2 separate regions of the Homo sapiens genome follow, and region 2 is linked to region 1. A link is a loop called in an ENCODE intact Hi-C map of the cell type or tissue named here. Cell type or tissue: prostate gland. All regions are shown on one strand. Each heading gives the region's core, and the rest is flanking DNA. Links, peaks and the distances in the headings are about the cores only. Region 1 overlaps IGSF9B (immunoglobulin superfamily member 9B). Region 2 overlaps LINC02731 (long intergenic non-protein coding RNA 2731).

What was found. Peaks named below come from ENCODE experiments on the same cell type or tissue, not always from the same donor. Only the 100,000 strongest peaks of a DNase experiment are listed, where the experiment ranks them.
Region 2: a loop joins it to region 1, with 8 times the contacts of the local background. A loop is called at or near these places in 65 of 110 quality-filtered maps.

Annotation. Positions count from the first base shown.
Region 1 is chr11:133,922,488-133,930,807 of GRCh38, forward strand. IGSF9B (immunoglobulin superfamily member 9B) reads right to left here. Exons shown (of 20, transcript NM_001277285.4): 12 at 7,184-7,295; 13 at 4,429-4,604; 14 at 3,252-3,478; 15 at 2,333-2,417; 16 at 82-243. Among named protein-coding and RNA genes, the nearest start is that of MIR4697, 28 kb to the left of the region's middle. RefSeq lists a silencer at 5,117-5,206 and enhancers at 8,007-8,320, 8,247-8,320. In prostate gland, for the core only: a CTCF peak has its summit at 5,298; DNase peaks (open chromatin) are centred at 5,294, 5,866 and 6,254; H3K4me3 peaks cover 683 bases; H3K27ac peaks cover 1,168 bases.
Region 2 is chr11:134,041,163-134,049,482 of GRCh38, forward strand. It overlaps LINC02731 (long intergenic non-protein coding RNA 2731), which reads left to right. Exons shown (of 3, transcript NR_027276.1): 3 at 1-179. Among named protein-coding and RNA genes, the nearest start is that of LINC02731, 13 kb to the left of the region's middle. RefSeq lists enhancers at 4,453-4,953, 4,954-5,454, 5,303-6,502. In prostate gland, for the core only: a CTCF peak has its summit at 4,762 (motif pointing left); DNase peaks (open chromatin) are centred at 4,749 and 6,594; H3K27ac peaks cover 554 bases.

The DNA.
Region 1 (8,320 bases), core at 312-8,311:
TGCTAAAAATGGTCCACCTCTCTTGATGGGGGGCATTTGAAACCGGGCCAGGGAGAGCAAGGGAAGGGGACAGACACCCACCTTTTTTGCGCTTGAGCTTACGCTTGCGCTGCTTGTTGACAAAGCAGGCAGCCAGGGTGCTGAACAGGATGGCAGCTGCCAAGAAGCAGATGGTAGCTACGATTCCCGCCAGCACAGGCCGCGCCAGCCCATCCTCGGTCAGGTCCGGCTGCGGGAAGATGTCTGCAGGGAGGGTGGGGAGCACTCATGAGCCCATCCTTCCCCGGGACCTCACCTGCTCCGACCTTCAGTCCCCAAGTGTTTCACCCTGCCTTTGTAGAACAGACAGTGTCAAGGCTCGGGCTCCAAGCTGAACTCTAGCACTGAAGAGGTTTGGATGGCGTCACGAAGAGGAAGAAGAGAGGAGAGTCTACAGAAGTCAATCTCTCCAAAGGGTGTAAAGAAGAAAACATCTATGCCTGTCCCCATGGGGATAATGACTTCAAGAGTAATCTATACTTATCTAGGGTTTTGCCTTCTGCAAAGCACCTTCATGCACGTTATCAGCTCTTCTCATGTTAACCCCATGAGCTACACAGAGCACACATACTGTTCTCATTCTCTAAATGAAAGAGCTCTGATCCACTGGGTTAGAGAGACCCGCTTACGTGGATATTGCCATCAGTGCCCAAACCAGAACGCAGCTGCCTGCTCCCAGTCTGGGATTTCCTGCCTCACACCAGTGTCTCTACAAAAGGAGAGCCCAGGTGTGAAGGCAACTTGAGGATAAAATACGACTGCAGGAAGAGGGATTATTACTACAAAATTCAGATCCTCTCCCCTTCTAGTACAGGCATGCAACGTCCTGAAGATTCGCATCCTGGTCATCTCAGGTACGGAAGTACCCTAGAGCTGGCAGGGACAGCAGAGATGGAGCCAAATCTCTCGTTTCACCATAAGGAGCTGAACGTCCTCCTTTCCTGCCCAAGTCTACAGAGCTCGTTATGACCGAGCCAAGACTAGACACCAGCCTACCATCTTATACTCATAGGAAAGTTGTGTCGGTAAGTGCCACTGCTTAGGTTCAGCAAAGGCAGAATCGATAGATTGTAACGTATTTGGCCAGAATTCATTGCTGCATCGATAATAATAATGGATAAAAATAATCCAGATGATGCTGATTGTCTGAGGGGAAAATGAAAGCTACAGCCTTTGGAAATGGGGGACCTAATACAGGGAATGCTGAGGCTGCTGCCTCCTCCTTCCCCTGTGTGGAAGTGTCTGACGAGGCACATTTCCTGCCAGGAGCTGGCATAGAGCTACTGAGCACAGAATGGTCAGGGGTGGGCCCACACAACACCCCTTCTTCAGCTCCAGCCTTGGATGCAAGCTCTCATCCCTGTTCCTCCAACTCTGAGTCTATTCCCCACAGAGAAGTCAAGAAAGACTGTGGGTTCTGCTACCTGTAGGACACAACCTTTTTTTTTTAAAGCCCATTGATGCCTAATGTATAAAGCAGAAATTGCACTCCACACCTGCCCCTGCTCTCGTGCTCCCTGCAGTGTGCCCACACCAGCACTTCCCCAACTCTACAAGTCCTGCTGCATGAGCTCCTCAGACGAGGTCACTGTCACCTGGTCCCAGGGGACTCTGGGTGAGCGGTGCCCAAGGAAATGATGCCATCACTTGCTTATAAGCAAGAGCCTTTTCCCATACCAAGGACACCCCTTCACTGGCGGAGGAACCTGCTATGTCTCAGGAACTATAGCTGGAGAGAAGATGTGTAGAAATGGGACCAGGGCCAAGAGAAAGAAAGATAAATGGAGAAAATGCTAGGGAATTGGCTTTATTTAGCCTTAAAAATCTAGAGAGAGGAAGGAAGGGAGGAAAACACCAAACAACAATTTTCCAAATAAAACCCACATAATTATAAAGAAGTCTATCACAAGCATTTGATAAACATGGTTGACCTGTTGTTTCCTCCGATTCACAGCCCCTCCCCGACAAGAGGAAACTGAAAATGTACAGCAAATAGCACTTCAATCAAGTCCTTTTTGACTACTATAATGAGAAGATTAGTTGAATTTCTTTCTGTGGCTGTCTTATACAAGTGTCAGAAACTCAGCTTCTGAGCTTCACGAAATAGCATGCATCATGGAAATATGGGTCTGGTGGGCTTAAGAAAGGCTATGACTCACGCAGCTGCAACCAGGCACTGCCTTAGTTTCCAATCCAGCTTCTCCTCGTGGAGTAGCCATTTCACAAAATGACCCCCATGCAGCTCTGGGGCTTATGTCCCTATAGTTGCAAGAGCACCCTCAACCCAAAATACCTGTGCTGGAGACGCCGGCGATGTTGCTGGGCTCGCTGATCAGATCCTGCATGACGGCCAGAACCCGGAACTCATACCACGTGTCCTGCAGCCCCAGGGACAATACCCAGTCAGCCGAGGGACCTGAGATGACCACTGTCCCCTCACACACTCATCCTGCACACAGCCTTGCAAAGGGCAGGGCACCCAAAGCACAGGAGGACTGCTAAGTGTCTAATGCTAAGCGATGGTAGCACTGGCCAATTGCTGTGGTGTAAACACTCTTACAATGGCTGACTTCAAGCTACGAACGTGAGGTCACCGAAAGCGTTGGGAAGAGATATGTACAACAGGCTCTCCAGGGCCACTGGGAGCCGACTCCAGCAACCACTATTGATAAATAAGTGTCCAGGAAGGAAGACAGAAAGATAGATGAGACTGTATCTTAGGAAACCAGCTGCTTCCTCTCCCCAGCTAGATATCCAAGTTTAACGGAGCTACTGGAAAAAGAGATAATGCACTTTCTTCCAGGAGCTCTAAATTACTGGAGAAGGGGTTCTTCCCTGGACACACCTAGAAGAGAATTCTTCTTGGAACTTCTCTGCCCACCCCAGGTTAGGCTCAGCAAGGGCTGGGGTCAGTGCTCTGATTACGCCTGCTGGCCTCTCAGCCTGCCCTGCCCAGCTTGTAGCGGTGCCGGGACCCTCAGTAGAACACAGGTCCCCGCTGCCCCAGAGCTGGCCCCGAGCCTGTGGGCCATGATCTGAGGAGTCCAGGCCTTGGTAGCGAGTCTGGGAGAATCCAGGACCAGTGGTGAGGAGGTACAGGATGTGGCTGGCCTCACACACCCAAAGTTGGTCACTCAAAGCTTCCAGTGCCTCTAGAGTCTTGTCGCTTCCCGGATTTGGGAAGCAGCAGCAAGGAAGAGCAAAGCCCTCACCTGTGACAGATCCTTGGCAAAGAACTCTCCTTCGGTGCCGGGGATGCCATCGTCGAGCAACTCCCAGCGCTCTGCGACACGGAACTCCATGATGTAGCGGTCGATGGGAAAGCTGTGGTTGGCAGGCGGAAGCCAGGACAGGAGCACACCCTGCTGAGTCCGATTGGCTATGAGGCACCTCGGTGGGGTGACCAGCACCAGGGGTTCTGGAGTTGTAATAGGGAATGCTGCGGCGGGGGAAGGAGAAGAACCACAGCGCATCAGCGAGGCCCAGGGCAGCCACCGCACCCCCCACACTCCTGTGCACATGTCAGGGCCCAGAGGGAAGCAGAGTCAGGGCCCGGGGCCCAGGGCTTCAGGGTTCTGCCTTCAGAGTACGTCTAAACATACATGAGGGAATCGTGTACTGCAAAAGGGAAGAGAAATGGGAACTATGGGGAAGGAGGAATAATTAAATGTCATCAAAGTATCTCCTGTGCTCTTCCAGGGAGCTAGGGATATCTTCTTTCTCACAGCACAGCAGTCACTCTTTCCATTCCCTTCTTGGCCGGGGTTTGGGGGTCAACACAAGGCCCCACAGAGGTGCCAAGGACTGGGGGTGAGCATCCCAGACTGCTGTCCACCTTGGCGGCCGCTCAGGAGCGGATTCTGGGAAAGGGGCTGGAGTCGCGCCACCTACACCACCTAGGAAAAGCCTGTTCACAGTGGCCCTTTCTCTGGCTCCAGAGCAGAGCAAACACAACTGTGGCCAGGCAGGGAGGAGTATGAGGCTGCCTCCAGGAAGGTGGCCTGGAAGACTCTGCAGCGGGAGGCAGCCACATGCCTACCGCCCAGTGACGCTGGGGCCAGAGGCCAGAACCGGCAGGCGCTGCCAAGGAGGGAGGATGCCCAATCTCCCCTGAAAGCAAACATGTGGCCTGACAAGGAAAGAGAAAATTCTAAGTGTCTTTCTTCCACCTGAAAAAGCAACAGGAATTCGGCCAATGGCACTCTGATGCAGGACCAGCAAACCCCACAGAGACCACAACAAATCCTCACGGGGAGATCAGATGGCACGGCTCTGTGGAGCACTCAGCAAGGTACCGGCACACAGGAGGCCGACTGCTATAGCTGCCTGGGCCACCGCCCCCACCACCTCTACAACCCCCGCTCCCAACATCCCACCCCGGGCCCTCACCTAAAGTGTTCACAGTGACCACCTCACTGAAGGCGCTGGTTCCCAGCTTGTTCTGGGCCAGGACGCTGAACTGGTACGCTGTCTCAGGCTCCAGGGTGTCCACCAGCAGCCAGCTGGGTCCTGGCGGCACTGGCAAGGACAGCCAGTCATGGGGCCCAAACTGTGCCCGCTTCATCCTGGCCAAAAGAGAGAGACAGGATAGGGGACGAGGGGCGGGGTGGGTCACACTGGAGAGAAGAGGGTGCATGCAGGGTGCTCAGGGAGAAGGCACTGGTGGGCCTGGCGTTCCTAGGTTCAAGGGCAAGAAGAGGGCATGGCCCAGAGTGGATGCCCTGCCCAGCTTTGGCTGTGCCAATCCTCCTGATGCTGGGTCACCAACCACAGCTGGCATCTTTTCTACCAAAGGGGCCTTTAGGTGCAAGTCGTGCTCAGGACACTGGTCAGATGGATTACCAGCTGCATTGTGGGAGAATCCCACCCTGGTCACAACCCTAAGAACAAGCTCTGCCTTGGGAGAGTAAGGCTCTGGGGTATGGGGATAAGCGGCTCAACAGTGGCAGGATGAGGGAAGGAGCCCAGGACCTGGCTGCACACACCCCCAGGGACAGCTGAAGTAGGGCCTCGGGTAACCCACAGGGCTCATTCATCCAATCAGACTGGAGTCACCTGAGATGTCCAGGGTATAAGACCATAATGACCAGGGGTTTCCCCACAGTGGGGCCAGGATCCCTAAGGCCGTAAGGGTTGGAAGAAGGTCACGCTATGCATGGAGAGTAGGAAGACGGGCCGAGGGTGTTCCCTTGTTCCACAGGCTCCCAACTCCCAGCAAAGCCGGAGGGCTATGGGTGCAGTGCTGCCACGTCACCACAGGGAGGAGACATGGTCCTGTGGGACTGGCCCTCTCCTTGCAGCCCTGAGCTGTAACCTGGTGGGTGCCCTCCAGGATCCACTCCCGGGTCCCGGCTCACTACCGTGCACGCCCAGGAGGGTGAGATGAGGCAGCGGAAAGCAGTACAAAAAGAAGCCGGCGCCAAACGTCGGAGTCAGTGCACAGAGTTAGAGGCAGGCAGAAAGAAAGGAGACCTCCCCAACCTCGGCCCCGCCCTTCCCTGGCCCAGGCAACAAAGCAGCGAGGAGCCACGTGTGGAAAAGCAGTGCAGATGAGCAGCAGCGTGGAGCAGCAGCGTGAAGCAGCACCGCAAGCAGCAGGGGAGCCCCAATCTACACCTGAGCCCCCCATCGTATGCCCAGACCTCCCACCCAGGCATCTCCAAAGACAGCTTGACCACACCAAATGTCCCACCCTGGACACCTAGGCGCTGAGCAGCACCGGTCTCCCAGCAGCCACCGGGCAGGCTGGTTAGGGCCCCCACGCTGCTGCGGGAGGAACAGAGTAAGGGGACGGGAGGTGAGCTGCGGCAACTCCCATCATCCAGGTGCAGTTCTCCAATCAGAATCAAGACACCCAGGACACTCCGCCCGGGAAGCAGCCACCGAACCACCATGATGGGAGACAGAGCGGGTGCCCCTCTCAACTTCCCTCGCTGCTGAGAAGTGGATAAAGGGGTCTCCCTGAACCCCCTGAGCTGCCCCAGGTGCCTGCCTTTTCCCCCTCCCCTCGAGCTCCCCCTCCTCGAGTTGAGCCTGGCTAGAGAGACACCTGCAGGTGAGACAGGTCTAAAAGAAGGCACTGAGGGGCTCGCCCTCCCAGCTCAAGGTTGTCACCCCCGGGGCAGGGCAGGTGGCTGCCACTCTTACTCAAACAGGAGTGTAGGGAGGGGCAGCCCTTGGGGGTGGGAGGAGTCAGCTAGGCTTCCTTCTCCTCCCTTCCTGTGCCTCCTGCCCTCACCCCGCTTGGCACATTTTTGAGATCTGTATCTACCCTAAGGTTTGCGCAAAGACCTCATATGACTGCATCTGGCTAAACTGACAACAGAGGAATGAAAACAATCGAGAAACACATGGTCCTAGAGAGAAAATGCAGGGGCTGACCCCAAGGCTGGGAAGTGAGCATCACCTCTCCACACCAGTTTCTGTGGCCTCTGGGGAAAAGACAGAATAAAAACTAGACTACAGGAGGTGGGGAGGGTGAACACGTACAAATCATAGTGAGAAAGAACCAGTAAGACCTGGTGTTTGCCAGCACAACAGGATTACAAGCAACAATAATGTATCATACATTCTTAAACCACTATGAGTATAATTGGATTGTTGGAACACAAAGGACAAATGTTTGAGGGGTGGATACCCCTTTACCCTGATGCGATTATTACACACTGCATGCCTATATCAAAATATCTCACGTACCCCATACCTACAAACGTATGTACCATGTACCCACAAAAATTACAAATACAAAAATACAAAAAAAATTAGTCTAAAAACTAGACTCTACACTTAAGGCTGGGCAATTTCACAAAGCCCTTGAAGGGCAGGAGTCTCTTCCAGGCTCCAGAGGAATCCAGAGGATGAAGCAGGACGCAAAACGAGGCAGCACGTGAGCAGGGAGAGGGCACAGAGAGGCCCAGACCCCTCAGGCCACAGGGACACAGCCATGCCCAGAGTCCCTTCAGACCCCTCCCGTCACCCACAAGGACCTCATCACTGTCTCAACCCACCTCAGTCTGTGCAGGGCTGGCAGGCCAGGAACTGCAGCCTCCTCCTACCTCCCCCCACCCGGGGTAGCCTGCAGGAAGACCGGGGAGGGGAGAAGCAGAGAGCAAAGCATGCCGGGGTGACTCACAGAGGTCCGTACCAAACTGAGAATGTCTGCTCGTAGCCTCCATCATAGCCTGGTTCCCAGGACACGTTGGCAGTTGTCATGGAGACCTGGACCCGGACACTGCCCGGGGCATGGGGGCTGGTGCCTGGAGATCAAGTGGAGACCTCTCAGACTGAAAAGAACTCAGCCACGTGGCTGGGTGCCCACCGTCTGGCTGTGGGGAACCTGAGAGGCTGAAGCGCATGGCAGCGGAGCACAATACTGCAAGTGAAGGGATGGGGGCGACGGGGATGCTCTCAGGCGCCGACTCCCCTGACCCTGCTTGTTAGTGGGGTTGGAGCAGGAAGCCTGTCCCACTGTGCGGTCTAGTCCAACTAGGAGATCACATAGCATCAGGAATGGGTCCAACAGAAACCAGAGCCCTCCTCGTCCTGGCCCAAATCCTGTGCTTCTCTGGTGAGCACAGAAACACTCTCTCCTAAGGCGGCAGGCACAGCCACAGAGCCCCTCCCGTAAGGTTCTCTGGCCTCAGAAGACAACTCCGTCCCACCCCAATGCTGGCATGTGGGCAGCACAGCACAGCAGTTAGGAGCCCCATCCTGGCTTCGATTCCCGGACCCACTACTTCTTAGCGATGTGACGCCGGAGAAAGCATTCGGGCCACGGCAACCTCTGCTTCGAGGAACCTACACTAGAGAAACCCCAGCTCGCACCTCCCGAGTTGTGAAGGACGAGCTGTGCAGACCACTTGGAACAGAACCTAAAACTGGTGGTAAAGGCTCCAAAAGCATTGGCTGTGACTGTGATTATAGCCGTCAGGACCCAGAAGGACAGGCTGAGAGGGCCCAGGCGAAGGTCCTGGGACACGCGCTTCGGGCAATCGGAAACGGGAACGCCCAGACACAGAACCCCAGAAACTTCCTCCTGCCCAGCCTCCGCACGCCAGGCCTGGCCTGCAGGTCTCAGCTCTGCCCTCATCTGAGATGCTGCACAGTCCCCGTCTCCCTCATTCCAGCCCTCCAGCTCTCCCTAAGGCCCTTAAACTCAAGGCTCTGCAGTCCCTGCCAGCCACACAGCCGCCTCTTTCCCTCAGGTGGGCTGCTGTGGACATCAGGCCTGTCCCCAGAAAGACCTCCCTGAGGACAGGAGCCACGCTGCCCTTCCCCGACA
Region 2 (8,320 bases), core at 63-8,062, 120 kb after region 1:
TTTGTGTTTGCATGTGTGTGTGCGTGCGTGCATGCTCAGTCTGGAAAACTGGTGACTCACTAAAACACCGAGCTTTCTGATCTGAAGAGCTTATATTCGGCTATTTTTAGCTCGTCTTGTCTCTTGGCCCTTTTTTTCCCCTTGTCTGTTTTCAAATGTAGAGGAGTCTGGAGACCATGAATGCCGTGTGTGTGTGTCTGCTAATTTAGAGCTTGGGCCCAGAGGTGGGTACCCCTGAAGGTGCAGAGATGAAGGCACGTGGGGTGTATGTGTGTACAGCAGGGACACACTGACACAGACAGGGTGCACATGCTCTTATTCTGGCATGTACACACGCGTACCATGCATACGTGCAAGCAGGAGTGAGGCCAGAAACGTCCCTGGAAACTCCGGCCTACACTCTCTTCACGTGGGTTGGTGTACAGCTACCCACTATGCATACTTCACAAGTATAACTGCCTCCCCACCCCAGCCCCTGCCTCACACGACCCAGGTGGGCACACTCTCATGAGGCACATGGCCACAGGCACAGTCTGGGCCTATCTTGGGGAATGGCCCCAGCCCCTGTGCCTTGTTTCTTCTCTGTTCAGCCACTCTTCCAAAAATTATGACTTCTTCTCAAGAAGGCCTTTCTCTGCTGGTTGGCAATAGGAAACACGAAGTGCCAGCTTCTGCACTTGGCTTCTCCTGGGACTCATTCAGCTGATCCCACCTGCCCACCACCATTGGCCGAGACCGCCTCCCCAGTCCAGTGGTCATCCAGCTACAGGGGGTCTGGCAACTGCTTAGAGAGGCCAGGCAGGGGTCAATGCTGTGTGAGCTCCGTTCCTCTAGCCGGGAGAGAGGGAGAAAGGAGAGCGAGCTCGGATTGCCATCTGCCTAGGTGCAGTGTGGGGCAGGCGGGGAGCGGAGCTCGGACTGCCGTCTGCCTAGGTGCAACGTGGGGCAGGCAGGGAGCGGACAGCACTCTTCAAGGCTCTAGAACGCTGGTGGGTTCCTGGACCTTGACTCTGTGTGACAGGACTGTGTATGCAACCCAGTGTCAAGAGCAGAAATGCGCAAATGCTGCCTATGACCAGTGCCTCAGTGATGCGGCACGCCTGGGAAAGGGCACCCACAGCCTCTCTTTCCACACAGCACACATGCTGTGCACTCACGCACAGCAGCACGTGCCTGCATGCACACACTCTTAGAAGCCTGCGTGAGAGAGAACACGAGCCTTCGTTACTCCAGACACCAAAGCAAGCTCTGAGCTGCATCATCCCTCAAGTCTGCAGTTTAGGCATGGCTCAGAGGCCCCAGCCAAGGCGGCCAAAACCCAGCCATGTGTTGCTCCTTAAGCCATGTCTTCTGCTGAGAGTCTGCGTCAGCCCAGAGGAGGGGCCCTCGGTCTCCCTTGCCTGCCGGGAGGCCCTGTGGTTCCTGGTGTCCAGTGGGCTCAGCGTCACGTCCTGGAAGGAGCCACTACCCGCCTACTGCCCCACTGCATTCCACTCCACACACATTTGGGGATCCAGCGCTCTGTGCAAGGCACTCCATGTCATCATGATGAAGGAGGACCAGCCGGAGTCCCCACCCCCAGACCCCTGCCCCAAGATAGGCTGGCACAGAATAAGATGCCTGCACAATTAGCCATTGCAGGACTCGTCACCCAGGGTGTGTGTGGTCATGAGCCACGCAGAAGGGATAATTCTCTCTTCCTCCTGGGGCCTGGGGGCCTTCACAGAGAACAGGACAGGGGCTTTTGCCTGGGCCCTGAATAATGAACAGATCTCCCCAGGCCAAAGAGGAACTTCTCAGGCAGGGAACTGGCCTGCATGAAGGTGTGGGATTGGGAAGCGTGGACAGGGGCTCGTGGGGAGAAATCAGATCTTGCCAGCAGACAGACTGGAGCTCAAGCCTGCCTGACTTGCCTCCGGTTCTGTGGCTCTTGCCTGAAGGAGAAGTGATTTTGAATTATCTACCTCTCTTCTTACCCCACATGGAAGGAAAAAGTCTTTTTATCTTGAAAGATCTGGACTCCTTCTGCCTTCTGAGCATCTGTAAGATGGAGATACTAATAGGGCCTTCCCTATAGAGATATTTTGAAGATTAAATGAGAGACCTCATGGAAAGCTGTTAGCACAGAGCTGAGTAAGTAAGCATTGTCATTAGTTATTATTATCCTATTTTATAGGCTACCACAGTGATTCTCAACCGATTTTACCCCTCAGAGGTCATTTGGCAATGGCTGGAGACATGTTTGGTTGTCACAACTTGCAGGAGTGGGAGGGAGGCTGCTCCCCGCCCCTGGTGGGTAGGGCCAGGGTGCTGCTAAGCACCCACCATGCACAGGGCAGCCCCCACAGCAGAGCAGAGCCCCCCCAGAATGCAGAGAGCACAGAGGCTGAGAAGGCCTGGGCTGGGGGGTTTCACCTTCTCCTGAAGACAGTGCGGTGACCACGATTTTCAAGCAGGGAATGACATCATAAAATCTAAGTTTCAGAAAGAAAAATCTGGCAACATTGTGACATGTCTAGAAAGCTCAGCCAGGGGCACTGCAGACCTGCAGATGAGACCGGGGGGAAGGAGGGCTGGGTCTGCAGCAAGACCAGGAGGCCGCACATTGGCAAGAAGAGAGCAGGAGAACCTGCTGAGGGCTAGAGGAAGGAAGGGACAGGCCTGGGGCCACTGGAGGACCCTAAAGTTTCCAGCGCATGGACCTGAGCAGATGGTAGTGCCGCCTTTCAACAGCATAGGAAGAAAAGACTCCATTTGGGAACTGTGTCCTCCAGGGCCCAGGTTGGGGGAAGCTCCTCCACCAACCTGTACGTGAGCCATGCCCCTCCAGTCCATCTGCTCCCACTCAAGGGGGGACCACCCTTCAAGAGACCCTCACCCAGCCCATCAGTGCCCAAGAGAGGCAGGCATCCAACTGCACCATCTCCCTCTCCTTCCCCATGCAGCTCCCTCTGAATGATGATCAGTGAGGCCCTGCAAGACAGCCTCCCGAGGCCGAGCCACCGAGCTACAGGACGAAGATGATCTTTCTGGGCTCCTGATGTCCAGACCCTGTCTTGTCTTTCAGCATGTTCAGAATACCTGTGGCTGCTGTGGGCAGAGAGGAGGTACCGGGGAAGTCCTGGCAGACTTATCTATCGGCAGAGAGACTGAGTCTCCATGCCACCCCAATTCCCCCTGCCCTTTTGACTGAGCTCTGAACACAAGTTAGAGGAGCTGGGGGAAAGCTCCAAGCAGTCAATACATCAACCAGTGAGCACGTGACATGTCCTGTCTCGTGCTCAGCGCTGGGGAGGACATCCCCACAAATATCACAGCTCAAATTCACTGGTTGGGAAGGCAAGACTCACAGGCAGAGAAGAGTCAAAAAACTATTAAAGAGGCCCCTGGCATAGTCTGAGGAGCCCTGGATAGAGGTAAGACCAGAGTTCTATCCCCAGGCCTCAGGCCTGAAGCAGGTCCCTGTACTTCCAAAAGCTCCAGCTACACCAAGTTATAGACAACTTCTCATGGCCTGGATTGTGGATGGCAGTGGCGCATCTGATTGATGGGTACTGATGCCTGGAGCACTGTGCTGAGGAGGAATCCGAGGCAGCAGCAAGTTTAGTAGGACTGTGATGGCCAACCGGCGAGGCGAGCGGTAGGTGCCACCGGGATGTCATGGGGATGTACCTCCTGCTTATTAACCCTTCTGGTTAAGAGCAACTGACTGGAGCCATTTCTAAGGACTCCTCCAGCTCCCAAATGGGATAATTCTATGATGGAAACGTTACATTTCAAGGCACTGGCTGGAGCAGAATAAGGCAAAGCAGGAAGAGATCTGCATGGGTTGGGCTGATCAGGGAAGGCTTTGGGAAGGAGGCGGCACTTTAGTGCGGCCTCAAGGTGGGGGAGTGTGAGTAGCTGTACCGGAGGTGGGAGGACGTTTATGTGCATAAAACTGGGGCTGAGCATGGGCTGTTCTTGGTACAGGAGGGAGGCGGCTAGCATCGCTGGAATGCGTTGTCTGTGTTTGGGGCAAGTATGATTACATATGGGAGAGCACACTGCCTGAGAGCTTCCCACATTGAAGCCACAAGCAAAGATGACGTTCCATGCATGCTGGCTTCCAGTCCTCACAGCTCGTCTTCAAGGCAAATGCTCTTCCCAGCCTTCCCTAGCATTCTGTGACTTGCTCAGGGCTACCGCTGGCAGGTGCGAATCCTGCATTCAGCCTGGGCAGTGCGGTTCTGATGGCTTCGGGCATAACTTCTCTGCTCTGGTGCCTTCTCTACTCTTAGAAGCTGACCAGTAAGGAAACCCAGCAATGCAGTTGAGACACCATGGCCGGATCTGTGGATTCTAGGGACCAGGAAGAGGCAGGAACAGCTGTAGACTGAGGAAGGAGGGCCTTGCTTGAGCCATCAGTCACACAAACAGATCCAAGCAAAGAACAGGGCAAGGTGGACACAGATCAAAGATGGGCACTAAATGCCACTGGGTTAGGGCTTGCTTTAGACCCCCCCAAGTCCTACATAATCTACTGGAAACAACAAAAAGTGTCCCAACCCTCTGGGAATAGGCAAGAAGGTGTGGGAGGTCATGAAATTCCAGGGACGTGGGGCTCAGCCTGTGAGGATGGGAATAGAGCCTGCCATGGTCTTAACACCAGCCCAGAGGCAGAAGGCAACTGTCTAAATAAAGATCTCATTTCAGACAAAGCTTAACCCTGCCTTTGCCCAGGCCCGCAGCCTCCAGCTGTCTCCACGCTGTCCCTGCCTGGCACCTGGTGGTGCGCTGGGGAACTTTCTCCCTCCTTCACAGCCCTCTCTCCTTCCTTTCTCCTTACTGGGTTCACAGACAGCTCCAGCCTCCACTCAGCTTGGCCTCTCAGTTCGACGGCACGCAGAAGATGCTGCTGTGCGCCGCCCTGCCCCAGGCTCCTGAGCAGGGGAAGGTGCTGTCGTGCGCCGCCCTGCCCCAGGCTCCTGAGCAGGGGAAGGTGCTGTCGTGCGCCGCCCTGCCCCAGGCTCCTGAGCAGGGGAAGGTGCTGTGTCTCGTCTTGCTTTCTTCACCTCTCCCACCACCCTGGTCCCCACCCATCCGGGGATGGATCCGAAACCAGCCCGGGTATGAAACTCTCCGGCCTCTCTCCCAAACATCCTCGTGCCCCTGCTCCCCTTGCTCTGGTCCCACTCCATCTCAAGCCCCCTCTGCAGTCCTCCCTTCTGGTTTCTCCCTCTGGCCTCCGGGAGGCCTCTGGTGCCCGCACAACTTCCTGGCATTGAGGAAGGACCAGAGCTGTAACGTGGGGCTGGAAGGTCCCAGAACCACCAGCTAGTCCTGCCCTGCCAGCCTCTCCTTGTTAAGCTCTCCCTCCTGCTGTTCAGTCTATGCTCGACGACTAGAGGCCTGATTTTGAAACTCTCTTTTGGGGCCACTGGGTCAGGCCAGCCCTCCTCACTGTCAGGAAATGTATCCTCATTTCTTACCTTAATTTCTCAACCGCAGCCGTTCTTTCTTGCTCTGAGAAGTCACCCGGCGTGATGCTGCGGCCATGCTACTCCTCAGCGCTCTGCTTCCCAACCAAAACAATGCTCCTTCTCATCTTTTCCAAAGCTTCCGGCCCCAGCAGTTCTCGGACCTGGGGTAGTTTCCTCCCCGCAAGTAACAAAGGAGGACAAGCCCCAGCTTCTCTAAGATGCCTTCAGCTGCCTGGAAGAGGCCTGTGGAAGGCCCTGCAACTCTCCGCAGACCTCTGGGCATTGCTGCTGCTTCTCAGTGCCCCTCGTCCCCTCAGCCAGGTGAGTCACCATCATCCTCGCTCCTCCCAGACCCGAAACCTCTCCTCTCCCATCCTTCCTTCTCTTTGTATCTCTTTCCGTTTAAACACGCGAACGAACGCGTGTCCACACACGCATATCATTTCGGGCCCTATCTGGAGCTGTCATTGACAGAACTCAAATTGTGATAGGCAAATTGGCTTCAATGTCAGAGACAGGAAACCCAGTATGCATCTCCCGGTGCCTGGAGAGCGAGGAGATAAGAGAGCAGAGATGGGCTGCCTCGGCCAGCAGCACCGGAGCAGGGACGGTAGCCAGGGAAGCAGGTCTTCTGCGGCTCCGGCTCAGGCACCAGAGTCCTGAGTGCTGGGGACCCTGGCTTGATTCTTACCCCCAGCGTGATGTGGGATAACAAAAGGAGGATGGAGCACCTCCGAGATGCACTGAGCCCTTCCCGAGGGCTTCTCTAAGACAACCCAAGTTCTTTCCTAGCGGGAATCAGACATCTACAGCAGGGACCCTTAGCCCCCAGATGCCACATCCTACATGTAGGGCCGGTCACTGCCCTGGCAGTTAGGAGGGGACGGGTGAGAGCTGCTGCCGAAAAGAGGAGCAGCCGTTCCAATGCCATCATACCTCTGCTTGTCCCCGTTACATAAAGCTCCAGCTGACTTGGCGTAATGACTAAGAAAACTTTCCAAACTTTCCGAAGACAGTTGGTGATCCTCTACCCTCCCGGTGACTGGTGAGAACTACCCCCACAGAGAGCCAGCAGAGAGGAAGGCTCCCAGCTCCGGGCCCTGACTCATCACACACACAAACACTCCCCAGCACTCTTTCCCAAAACAGTTCCCCTCCCACCCATCCACCCTCCTACCGGGGCTGGGTGACAAAAATGAACGCCCCAGAGATCTTGCCAAGTTCTGGGCCACGCTCAGCCCAGGGAACACGCAATTCCCCGTAGAATGGGAGGAGCAGGCCCCGCCCCCTCTGGAAGCAAACAATGTCCATTGGAAGGAAACGACCACCTGACTCTACAATGATCACTGTACTGTTTTCCAAATACCTTGGACCACTCTCCCCCAAGAAAGAGTTCAAAGCTCTATAATCATAAAATATTAGAGCTTAAGGCAATCTTAAAGGTCATCTGTAGCGCCTCTCCCCTTCCCTGCTTCCATGCATCTACACGTGGATTCATTTCTTTATCTATCTGTTCATCAGATAGCCACTCAGTTCCTACAGTTTGCCCATGTGCAACGCACGCACTGGAGGCCTCACAGACGCACTGTCTCCTCAAGGCGCTTGTCATCTAGTGGGTGAGAAAGCAAGTGACAAGGCGTTGGAATAAGTAGGACAGGCACTGTGGTAGGAAGAGTGCATGTTCTAGAAGCACCGAGAGGGCACGTCACCCCCACCTTGGGGTAGTGGGGGGAATTCATGGAGACTTACTGGGAGATATTATATATATCTATGTATATGTACATAATAAATATAAAAATGTATTATAAGTAAATATATAAAATATAAACAAAAATATAAAATATATAAATATATATTATATAAAATATACATATATATTTTTTGAGACAGAGTTGGGCTGGAGTGCAGTGGCACAATCTCGGCTCACTGCAACCTCTGCCTCCTGGATTCACGCAATTCTCATGCTTCAGCCTCCTCAGTAGCTGGGACTACAGGCACACACCACCACGCCCAGCTAATTTTTGTATTTTTAGTTGAGATGGGGTTTTGCTGTGTTGACCAGGTTGATCTCGAACTCCTGGCCTCAAGTGATCTGCCTGTCTCAGCCTCCCAAAGTGCTGGGATGACAGGCATGAGCCACTGTGCCCAGCCTGGGAAAAATTATATTTAAGTTGAGCTATAAAAAATAAGGAAATTCCTTTTCAATCAATAAGAGGTCTGCTCATCACTCAGTACGGCTAAAGCATAGTGTCAGGCACACTGCATGATGATGAATCGAATGTAGTGTCCACACATAGAGTTTAACGCCTAGTGAGGGACATACAGTAAAGGTACGCATGACTAGAATATTCTATGCTCCCAATAGAAAGAAAAATGTTCAGGGATGGCCATCCCAAGTGCCCTGACTTAATCATCACACATTATATACATGGATCAGAATATCACATGGTCCCCAAAATATCTACGATGTATGAAAAAACCAGAATATACCTCGAAGCACCAGATAATGCTCCTAAAAGAAGGATCTGTGGAGTCCCAGGGAGGGTTTCAGAGAGGATGAGGGAAGTTCCCAGCTGGAAAGACTTGCAAAAGCCCCATGGAAGAAATCTGAGTTCACCTTCAGGATGGCTAGGATTTAAAGGCACAGAGGGAGAAAGAAGGGCATTCTGAGCAAAAGCCATGCTACCAGCAAAGTGGAAGAACCAGTGCCGTCTGGGGGAAGAAGGATACACCAGTCTGACCGAGGCACACGACAGGCAGTCGGGGCAGACGCGGCGTGAACACAGGCAAAGTCTGAGGACGCTCTGAAATTGAAAGCCAGGCCCTGCAGTTTCTCAAGGTCACAGAGTGAGGAGAAG